Regions from separate parts of the Mus musculus genome. Here region 2 is linked to region 1. A link is a contact called in ENCODE Hi-C or POLR2A ChIA-PET data. All regions are on one chromosome and are shown on one strand. The core of a region is the stretch at or near the end of the contact, and the rest is flanking DNA. Distances in the headings are between cores, read along the strand shown. Region 1 holds the start of Erf (Ets2 repressor factor). Region 2 holds the start of Pafah1b3 (platelet-activating factor acetylhydrolase, isoform 1b, subunit 3).

What was found. A loop is a pair of places that touch in the nucleus more often than their neighbours do. ChIA-PET counts read pairs that join two places held with the same protein, here RNA polymerase II (POLR2A).
Region 2: POLR2A ChIA-PET joins it to region 1 with 16 read pairs in Patski. The contact joins the promoter of Pafah1b3 here to the promoter of Erf in region 1. A Hi-C loop is called at or near these places in 1 of 37 maps with a recorded cell type or tissue (left cerebral cortex). POLR2A ChIA-PET finds 5 or more read pairs at or near these places in 4 of 5 experiments (Patski and embryonic stem cell).

The regions. Positions count from the first base shown.
Region 1 is chr7:25,248,703-25,253,005 of GRCm38, reverse strand. It overlaps Erf (Ets2 repressor factor), which reads left to right and starts at 2,248. Exons shown (of 4, transcript NM_010155.3): 1 at 2,248-2,427. The coding sequence starts at 2,406.
Region 2 is chr7:25,295,658-25,299,960 of GRCm38, reverse strand. It overlaps Pafah1b3 (platelet-activating factor acetylhydrolase, isoform 1b, subunit 3), which reads left to right and starts at 1,975. Exons shown (of 5, transcript NM_001357350.1): 1 at 1,975-2,589; 2 at 2,786-2,875; 3 at 3,524-3,640; 4 at 3,718-3,840. The coding sequence starts at 2,509.

The DNA.
Region 1 (4,303 bases), core at 999-3,498:
TCTTGAGACAGTGATTCATGTTTTAGCACAGGCTAGCCTTGAACTCTCATGTAGCCCAGGCTGGCTCTAAAATGGACCGGTCCTCTGGTTTCAGCATGAGAGCTGAGATTACAGGAGTGAGCTAGTGTGCATAGCTTTATTTAATTAATTATTGGTGCTGGCAGTGTAACAGGGACTCCCAAGCATGCCAAAGATACTGAGCTATTACCCCATCCCAATTATTACTGTACATTTATTTAGTTAGTTTTGTTTTTGTTTTTGGAGACAGGGTTCCTCTGTGTAGCCCCGGCTGTCCTGGAACTCACTCTGTAGACCAGGCTGGCCTCGAACTCAGAAATTCGCCTGCCTCTGTCTCCCAAGTGCTAGGATTAAAGGCGTGCGCCACCATCACCTGGCTATTACTGTACATTTATACCACAACCCAGTTTTTAATAATAATCTTTTATCTTTCAGGGCCTAAAAAATAGCCCCATTTTTACAGACGAGGCTTAAAGAGGTGATTTCCGTTGTTTTAGGTAAGAGAGTGGGTAGGAGAAGTAGGGTTGCCACTCAAGTCTGTTTTTGTTGTCAGGAAATGGGGACATGGGGTGTGTTACGGATCTATTTTAAACAGTGAAGTACAATGGCAAAACTGGAATTGTACAGATCAGGCCTTGAATACTGATCCCAGCACTTCCTTGCTATAGGACTTTGGCAGATTAATTTCCCCTGTAAGAAAGAGCCTTTGGTTCTTAATCTGTGGTAGGGGTTACAATAGCAGGCCCCTCATTGGGATTTTATGAGTATGAAGATGTTACAGACAATGCTTGGCTCCCAGCCTGGCACATCGTGAGCACTAAGAATTGAGAGCTGTTATTGTAACAATGATGATTATTGCTGGACCACGCTGCTCCCAGAGGGTTACAATATCCGTGGGGAGCTGCACTGTCCGTAGGCAAGGTTACATAATTCCCAAAGGGGTGACACTTCCCTGGAGGCCATGGTCTCCCTAAGGAGGAGGCATGAGACTTCTCTCTAGCACCCGTGAGCTGGTTTAAAGGCTGAATAGGAACCCAACAACGGAGAAGTTTGGGTTTGAAGCCTTAAGCACCTATAGCCTGAGCCAGATAGGCCTTCCCTCTTGCTTGCCGCATCTCACGGCTCTGATTCATCATCTTTTCAGTCTCCTAGTCCCCTATCTCTTCCTTTGGTAACTCCGGTTGGTTTATTTTTCATTATTTCCCTGAGACTGTTTAGGTTTAGTTTATGAGAATATAGCTCTGCTTCCCCTCTACCCAGTAGCAGGCTGCCTACCTGCATCCGATCGGTACCCCGATTTCCTGTTTCCCGAGCCTCAGGCTCCATCCATTCCTCCTATCTGCTGCAGCGAACACAGACTTAACACTTCCCCTACGCTCGGGCCTTTGGTCTTAAGCCCTGTCTTCCTCTCTCCTGGCGACCCCCAATGCTCCTCCGGAGCACATTTGTTCAGACTTGGGTCGCCCCCAGCATCCTGGCACTATCTCCGGAACCCCCTGCTCCAGTGTGGAGGTGGGGGTACCTCCGGCCGCGTTCCCAGGACAGCTGCAGCCTAAGGGACAGTGGTGATTGTGGGGGCTCCCGAATGCATTCTGGTCACTTCCTCCCCAGCTGGACTGGGTCTATCAGGAAGGCCAAGACCCCATCTCCACAGGAGTCGAGGGTACAGCCGCCTCCCCATTTCCGATGCTGGGAAATGTTTCCCACCCATTCCACCCCACCCCTGGACAGCTGCCCTCTTTCAGGCTCGGGGTTGAGGGGGTTGGGTAAACTCAGGCTGGGAAATGGCTGTGCTCTTGATCATCCTCCAAGATCCAGACTCCGCCCCCCTGCGGAGAAGACTCTGCCCCTTCCCCACAAAAATTTCTGATCGTCCCCCTTCATATAATTCCTTTCCTCCAAAAAGGTCCCAAAAGAAACTCTGGAGCCAGGAAAGGGCAGAAGAGAGGCAGCAGGTACTGAGTGCTGAAGACTTAAGTTCTTCTGACTTAGAGCCTCCAAGAAGGGTCGTGACCCCCAGGACCTCCCCAGCCCCTCCCTGCCCTTCCTCCCCCCCCCCCCCCCCCCGCCGCGCGGCCCCTTTAAGCCAAGAGCCGGCCGGTCCTCAGTGGCTGCGCGCCGGCAAGCGTGTGTGAGTGCGCGGGAGGGGGCGGGCACAGTGTCTCCATGGCGACGCGGCGGTGACGTCGCCGGCCGGGGGGCGTGGGCGTCCCGGCCCCGGAGTGCGATATTAACCCGGGAGGCGGCGGCGGGGAGGGGAGAGGCTCTGAGAGGCGAGGCCGGGTGCGGCGGCGAGGGCGTCCCAACGGGCGCGGGACGGGACGGGGCAACGCGGGCGCCAGGAGCAGCGGCCCGGAGTTGGGGCGCCTTGCCCCGGGCCCCCCAGCATGAAGACCCCGGCGGACACAGGTGGGGGCGGGGGCAGCACGTGTGGGGGAGACTTGTTGCCCCGGGAAACCGGGAGGGAAAACTTTGGGTGGGGGCTGAAGGGGTTCTGGGGAGCCCGATTGATACCCAGTTCTTGGGGACCCCCAAGCACTCGAGACCTGTTGCTTCTAGAGGCGCGAGCTGGGGTGCTGCCTGGGAGCCCCAATTCTGTGGATCCTTTCGGAATGGTATGGGTGCTGCGGGTGCTGGGCTTTCCCTTCCCGGACTCGGCAACCTGGGTTCTCCCGGGATCACTGGGGTGGCAGAGTCCCCTCCCTGTCGTTCTGTCACGTTGCACTCCGGGGGCCGGGACGTGTGCGGTGCGAGGTGGGGGTTCTGTACAGGGACCCGCTATGCTCGGTTCTGCGCTGCGCGGTCCGGCCCGTGACCTTCACGGCAGCGCGTGCCCAGCACCCGGTGAGCGGGATACGGGATGGCCTGGAGCTGGGCGTGAGAGGGGAACACGGGACTCGGGGTCCGGGCTGCACCGCCCCTCCCCCGTCCGTCTCCTCGCTCCCCCGCCCGGACTGAGTCGCAAAGTTCCAAAGCGCAGCCCGAACGTTCGAAAAAGGAACTTTTTGTTTCCGACCTTAGAACGCGCGGCTTTAAGGTGGCTCAGGGGAGACTTGGGTACCCTCCTCCGGCGCGGGCGGAGGCTGGGAGTTGAGGAGGGTGGGAAAGATGGGGGGGGGGGGGGGAATGCAGAGGCTCTCCCTTCGTCCTTCCCCCTCCCCGATCCTGCGCTTCTTTCAGCGGGCCGTCTTTTCCCTCCGCCCCTCTCTTCCCCGCCAAGTTGCTCCTCCTTAAGGGGCCAGGATTCCCCTCCCCCCCCATCGCCGGGCGGGGGGCAGCAGGATTAACCCCCCCTCCCACTCGGACTTTCCCCCTTCCCCTCCCCCGCCGCCCCCGGGCTCGCACAGGCTGGACTTTGCGCCCGGGCGCGCGGGGGGAGGGGGCCTCGCCGCCCCCTGCCCGTCTGCCCCGTCGGAATCCGGCCCGGGGCGGGGACGAGGGGAGGGGGAAGGGGGCCGGGCGCCGCTGTTCAAACTTGTTTCCTTCCCCCGGCGGCGGCCGCGGCTCCGGCTCCTATGTGCGGGTGTGTGCCCCGACCGGCCCACCCACCCCACCTCCCTGCTCGGCGGGTGGGGGCGGCTCTTAAAGGGCTCGGAGCAGGGCTCCGGCGCCAGGGGATTGGGGCCAAGGAAGGGGGTCGGGAGTGGGGTAGGGGTGTGCAGTGCCATAGGGTCAGTCACGTGCGTCCCACTTACTCCCCACTCCCCGACTCCCACAGGCTCGTGAGCTGCCGGGCCCTGGGGGCAGCAGGAGCCTCGCCTCACCGGGGAGGGGACCAAGGCGCCCAGACAACCCCGCCTTGTCTTCCCTCTATGTTACGGGCCTTGGCTTGACGGAACCTGTAGGGCCACTGCAACCCTGTCTGGGGTCCCAGTCATGTGTAGATTCTCAAGGGAAGGCGAGAGACCAGAACGGCCTCGAGGTCGGTCTGTTTCTCCGACTGCTGGCCACTGCTAGCCCTTCCATCCGATCCTCCATCCCGGCGTTTTTCTGCTCCGCCGTGGCTGTTTCCCACTTCCTGTTTTCTTCCCGGCTCTGGCGCCATCGAGGTCTGCCTGGAGTGGGGGAGGTGTTGAGGCCCCCCGGGAGGCAGATGTATTTTTCCTCAAACCCCCCCCCCCCAATCTGACCCCTATATTCCCATAAAAAGTTTAGGCAGTCATGTTAAGTTGGGGATTGTTTCCCAGAACTTATGTCCCGACCCAGGCTTGCACAGTCTGGGATATCCAGGTGTGCCTTCTGGGACCCAGCCATCATGTCCTTCCTGTCTGCAGCTACCTCTACA
Region 2 (4,303 bases), core at 726-3,225, 47 kb before region 1:
TGTTCTAAGTCCTTTTCTTTATAGTAGTATCAGGGAATATTAGATGTAAATATACCCATATTATACACCCATAAGCCCAGGGTAATATAAAAACTATTCAGTCTAGCATCTGGAGAGACAGCTCCCTGGTTAAGGGACTGAGTTCAGTTCTTGCATCCACACAGGGCCGCTCACAGTTGCCTTTGACTCCAGCTTTAGGAGATCTGACACCCGGTTCTGACTTCTGCAGTCACCTGCCTTCAAATGCACATATAATCTTACAAAGATATAAACACACACACACACACACACACACACACACTCAAATTCACACACAACCACACACTCACACACAGCTTTCTTGGGCTGGAATGGTTGAGCACACCTTTATTGCCATCACTAGGGTAGATTTGGCTAGTCTGGTCTACACAATGAGTTCTGGGTAGCCTAAGCTACATAGTAAGACCTCCTATTTAGAAAGAAAAAAATCAAAACCAAAAACTTTCTCAGGCAAAAGTGGGGCTCAAGTAGAAAAAGTTGAGGAAGCCCTGTTCACCATGGTAGAGGCTGGAGGATGGTGAGTTTAAAGTCATCTCATACATGAGACCGTACCTCCAAACAAGCACACAGGAAAGAAGTTCTGTTCTAGAGAAACACAAAGCCTCAGAGTCCCGGGCCTTTCTCAGTCATGTCTGAGTCTCTCTCTCCAACACATGGATGGAGATAGCCAGGATCTGACCATTAATGTAACTAATATCATTCTGCAAGCACTGCACTTGTTTAGTAATAACTTCATGCCAGGTCCAGATTAGGGAAAGAGATTGAGACAGAATGTGAACACAATAAATAAAACTCTTCACTACTTTAGTATCAAGCCAACAAGAAGGAATGGATAGGTTTGAAAGTTCAGTCGCTAGGTGGGGCTGCCAGAAAACAACTAGGCCATTTAGGGGTGAGGGAGACCCTGGGCATCTGAGAAAACACTGCGATTTGGGGTTTAGTTTGAGCCAGGGAAAGAAAGAAGATGATAGAAAGTGGCCTTGGCTACAGACATGGGATTTGGAGTCCAGAGCCACCCACCTGAAGTTGATGATGGAACTTTGTATCTAGAGAGAGGAACAGAGGCCTAGGAGGTGCAAGGTGATCTGCAGGACGGATGCCAAGTTGGACCTGGGCTGGGCCTTGCAGCCATCTCCAATTTCTGATCTTTCTGCACCTCTTTCACATAGATCTGATGGTGCCTCTGAGGCATGAAGATATGCATTTGAGATTTTATACCACTAAAAAACTAATGTTGAAGCTGGGTCTAGTGGCACATACCTATAATACCACCACTCTACAGGCCAGCTTGGTCTACAAAGCAAGTCCAGGACAGCCAGGGAGGGCTCTGTCATACAGAAAAACCCTACCTTAAAAACCCTACCTTAAAAAAGACACACACACACACACACACACACACACACACACACGTATATACATATACATAACAAATAAATAATAAATAACAATAACAAAGCCTTAGTGTTGGGCTTGGCCTGGTGGCACACAGCTTTAATCTTAGCACTCAGGAGTCAGAGGTAGGTAGATCTCTGTGAATTCAAGGCCTGCCTGCTGTTTATAGCAAGTTCCATGAGAGCTAAAGTTACAGAGTGAAATCTCATCTCAAAAGAAAACAGAAAGTTTTAAATAGGGAAGTCCCCTCAAAGCCACTCTGGTGCTGCCTCCACCAGCTTCACTTCTTTTTGTTTTTGTTTTCAAGACGGGAGTTTCTCTGTGTAGCCTTGGCTGTCCTAGAACTCTGTTGACCAGCCTGTCCTCGAACTAGTACATCCACCTGTCTCTGGCTCCCTCCAGTGCTGGGATTAAAGGCGTGTGCCACCACCGCCCAGTTTGGCTAGCTTCCTTTCAAATCCCTACACCAGTAAGAAATGGGAGCGTCCCTTCCCAGGTGTCTAAGAGCCACCCCCTCCGCGGATCTAGGAATGAGCTCGTCCACTCCCTCTCCTATGTGAATGGGTTACACACACACACACACACCCCCGTAGGTGGTCTCTTCCGGAGTTTTCTGGCCCTGCAGCAAATGATTTCCTCCTCGGACGGAGGGCGCTAGATTGTCCCTGGTCCCTGTCGGCTTTACAGGTACCCTGCCCCTTTCCGTCCACTCTGGGTTGTGTCTCTCTTGTCTGCGCCCCCTCTTCCCCTGCCACGAGTGCCGCTTGGTCTCGCCTGCCCCTCCCCCCTGCGTTGGGCCCCCGTGGCCGCAAGGGGTCCCGGCGGGAAGCGGCAGACGAGCCCACTTTGCGGCCTCCATCGGGGGAGGGGAGCGAGGATTCCTTCCTACGTGACGGTTTCTAGTCTGCGAAAGGAGGCGGCGTCTGGGCTCGGCCTTCGCCCTACGCGCGAGCGAGCGCGGCAGGACGGTCCATTGTGTTGGCCCGAGAGGTAGGGGTGGGCGTGGCGGATCCACGTCCTCGCGGAGCTTTCCCGGGCGGACTCCACTCTCATCCCCAGGGGGCTGCGGTGCTGAGGATGAGTGGGGAAGGGGAGAACCCGGCCAGCAAGCCCACGCCTGTGCAAGACGTGCAGGGTGACGGGCGCTGGATGTCTCTGGTGAGTGACCGCGCGTGGTCCCCAGGGTTAGGGGCTTGGGGGGCGTGTATGTCTATAGAACTGCTTCGTGACATCCTCCTCCTCACCTAGGTGGGCAGCCTGGTTTGGGTTGTTTGGGGTTGTTCCGCCTGAGGCAGCGGGGTGGGGCGGGGCCTGGAGCGTGCGTGCCTTTGACTCTTTCTGGCTTTCTCTGCAGCACCATCGGTTTGTAGCGGACAGCAAAGACAAGGAACCCGAAGTAGTCTTTATCGGGGACTCCTTGGTTCAGCTAATGCACCAATGTGAGGTGAGGGTCCACCCGTTTCCTCCTTCCTCATCCAGGCATGCACCCTCACTGGCACTTCAAGCCCAGAACCTGATAAGACAAGATAAGGGGTACAGAAATGCCCGTGGTAGCAGGAATCTAAGAACCCCATGTACATGTCTGCTGAGAATGAAGTGTGTGCCCTGAGTTTGTCGGGTTGGGTTTGTCTCTGTCGAGTTAAATTGAGGCGTTCCTTCAAGATTGTGTCAGGTGAGGGCTTTTCATTGTTTGTTTAAGGTGGGGCACAGCCCCTGTTGGGTTTACTCGAAGTTGTAATAGCTTTACAGAAAGTGAAGGTTGATTGTAATGGTATTCTGCAAAGACTTTATCAGTAATAAAGTCCCTAAGACGTTTAGCTACAATGGCTTTCCCCCCCACCCCACAATGAGGTTCAGTTGTATTGCCATTAGCTCTGTGTATACTTAAAGCAGACAGGATCTTCATAAAATGAACGTAACTTCTGTGAATTTTGGTTAAAGTGAAGCAGTAATAAGTTCCATGATTCCGGATTTGGTCAAGCTGAGATTTAACCGGACCTTGTCCATAAAGTAAGGCTAATCCATAATGATATGTCCATAATGGCCTGGACAGAGGGTGGTGGCTAGTGTCTACGTCATTTCTTGACCCCAGATCTGGCGGGAGCTCTTCTCACCTCTGCATGCACTTAACTTTGGCATTGGTGGTGACAGCACACAGCATGTACTCTGGCGGCTTGAGAACGGGGAGCTGGAGCACATCCGGCCCAAGGTAAGGAGGCCTGGGTGGTGGGCTAGCCGCTTTTTTGCCTGCTTCTTTACTATTGATTTGTGTCACTCTTTCCACAGATTGTGGTGGTCTGGGTGGGCACCAACAACCATAGCCACACAGCAGAACAAGTGACAGGTGGCATCAAAGCCATCGTACAACTGGTGAACAAGCTGCAGCCCCAGGCACGGGTGGTTGTGCTGGTGAGAGCCTTGGAAGAGTGGCAAAGGAAAAGGGGCAGCGGTTGTGGTGGCACATGCCTATAACCCTGGCACTTGAAGGGCTGAGGCAGGAGGATAATTGAGCTAAGGGTTGTTCTGGGCAATATGACAAGACGTTGCCTTTAAATGTTTTTTTTAAAAAAAAAAAAGTGGCAAACCTGCTGTACTTGACACAGTTATGGACACCTTGGCACAGTGGTCTCCCACAAAGTGTCTGGTAAAAAATTTCTACACTTTAAGAGTGGCTATGGGCTAGTGATGGTGGTGCACGCCTTAAATCCCAGTGCTCTAGAGGCAGAGGCAGGCAGGTCTCTGTAGGTTCAAAGCCAGCCTGGTCTATATAGTGAAGACAGCCATGGCTACATAGAGATCTTGTTTACAAACAGTGGCAGGGACCGTTCGCCTGTTGCCCAAGGGAATGCAAGGTAATTTGAATGTTGAAAAA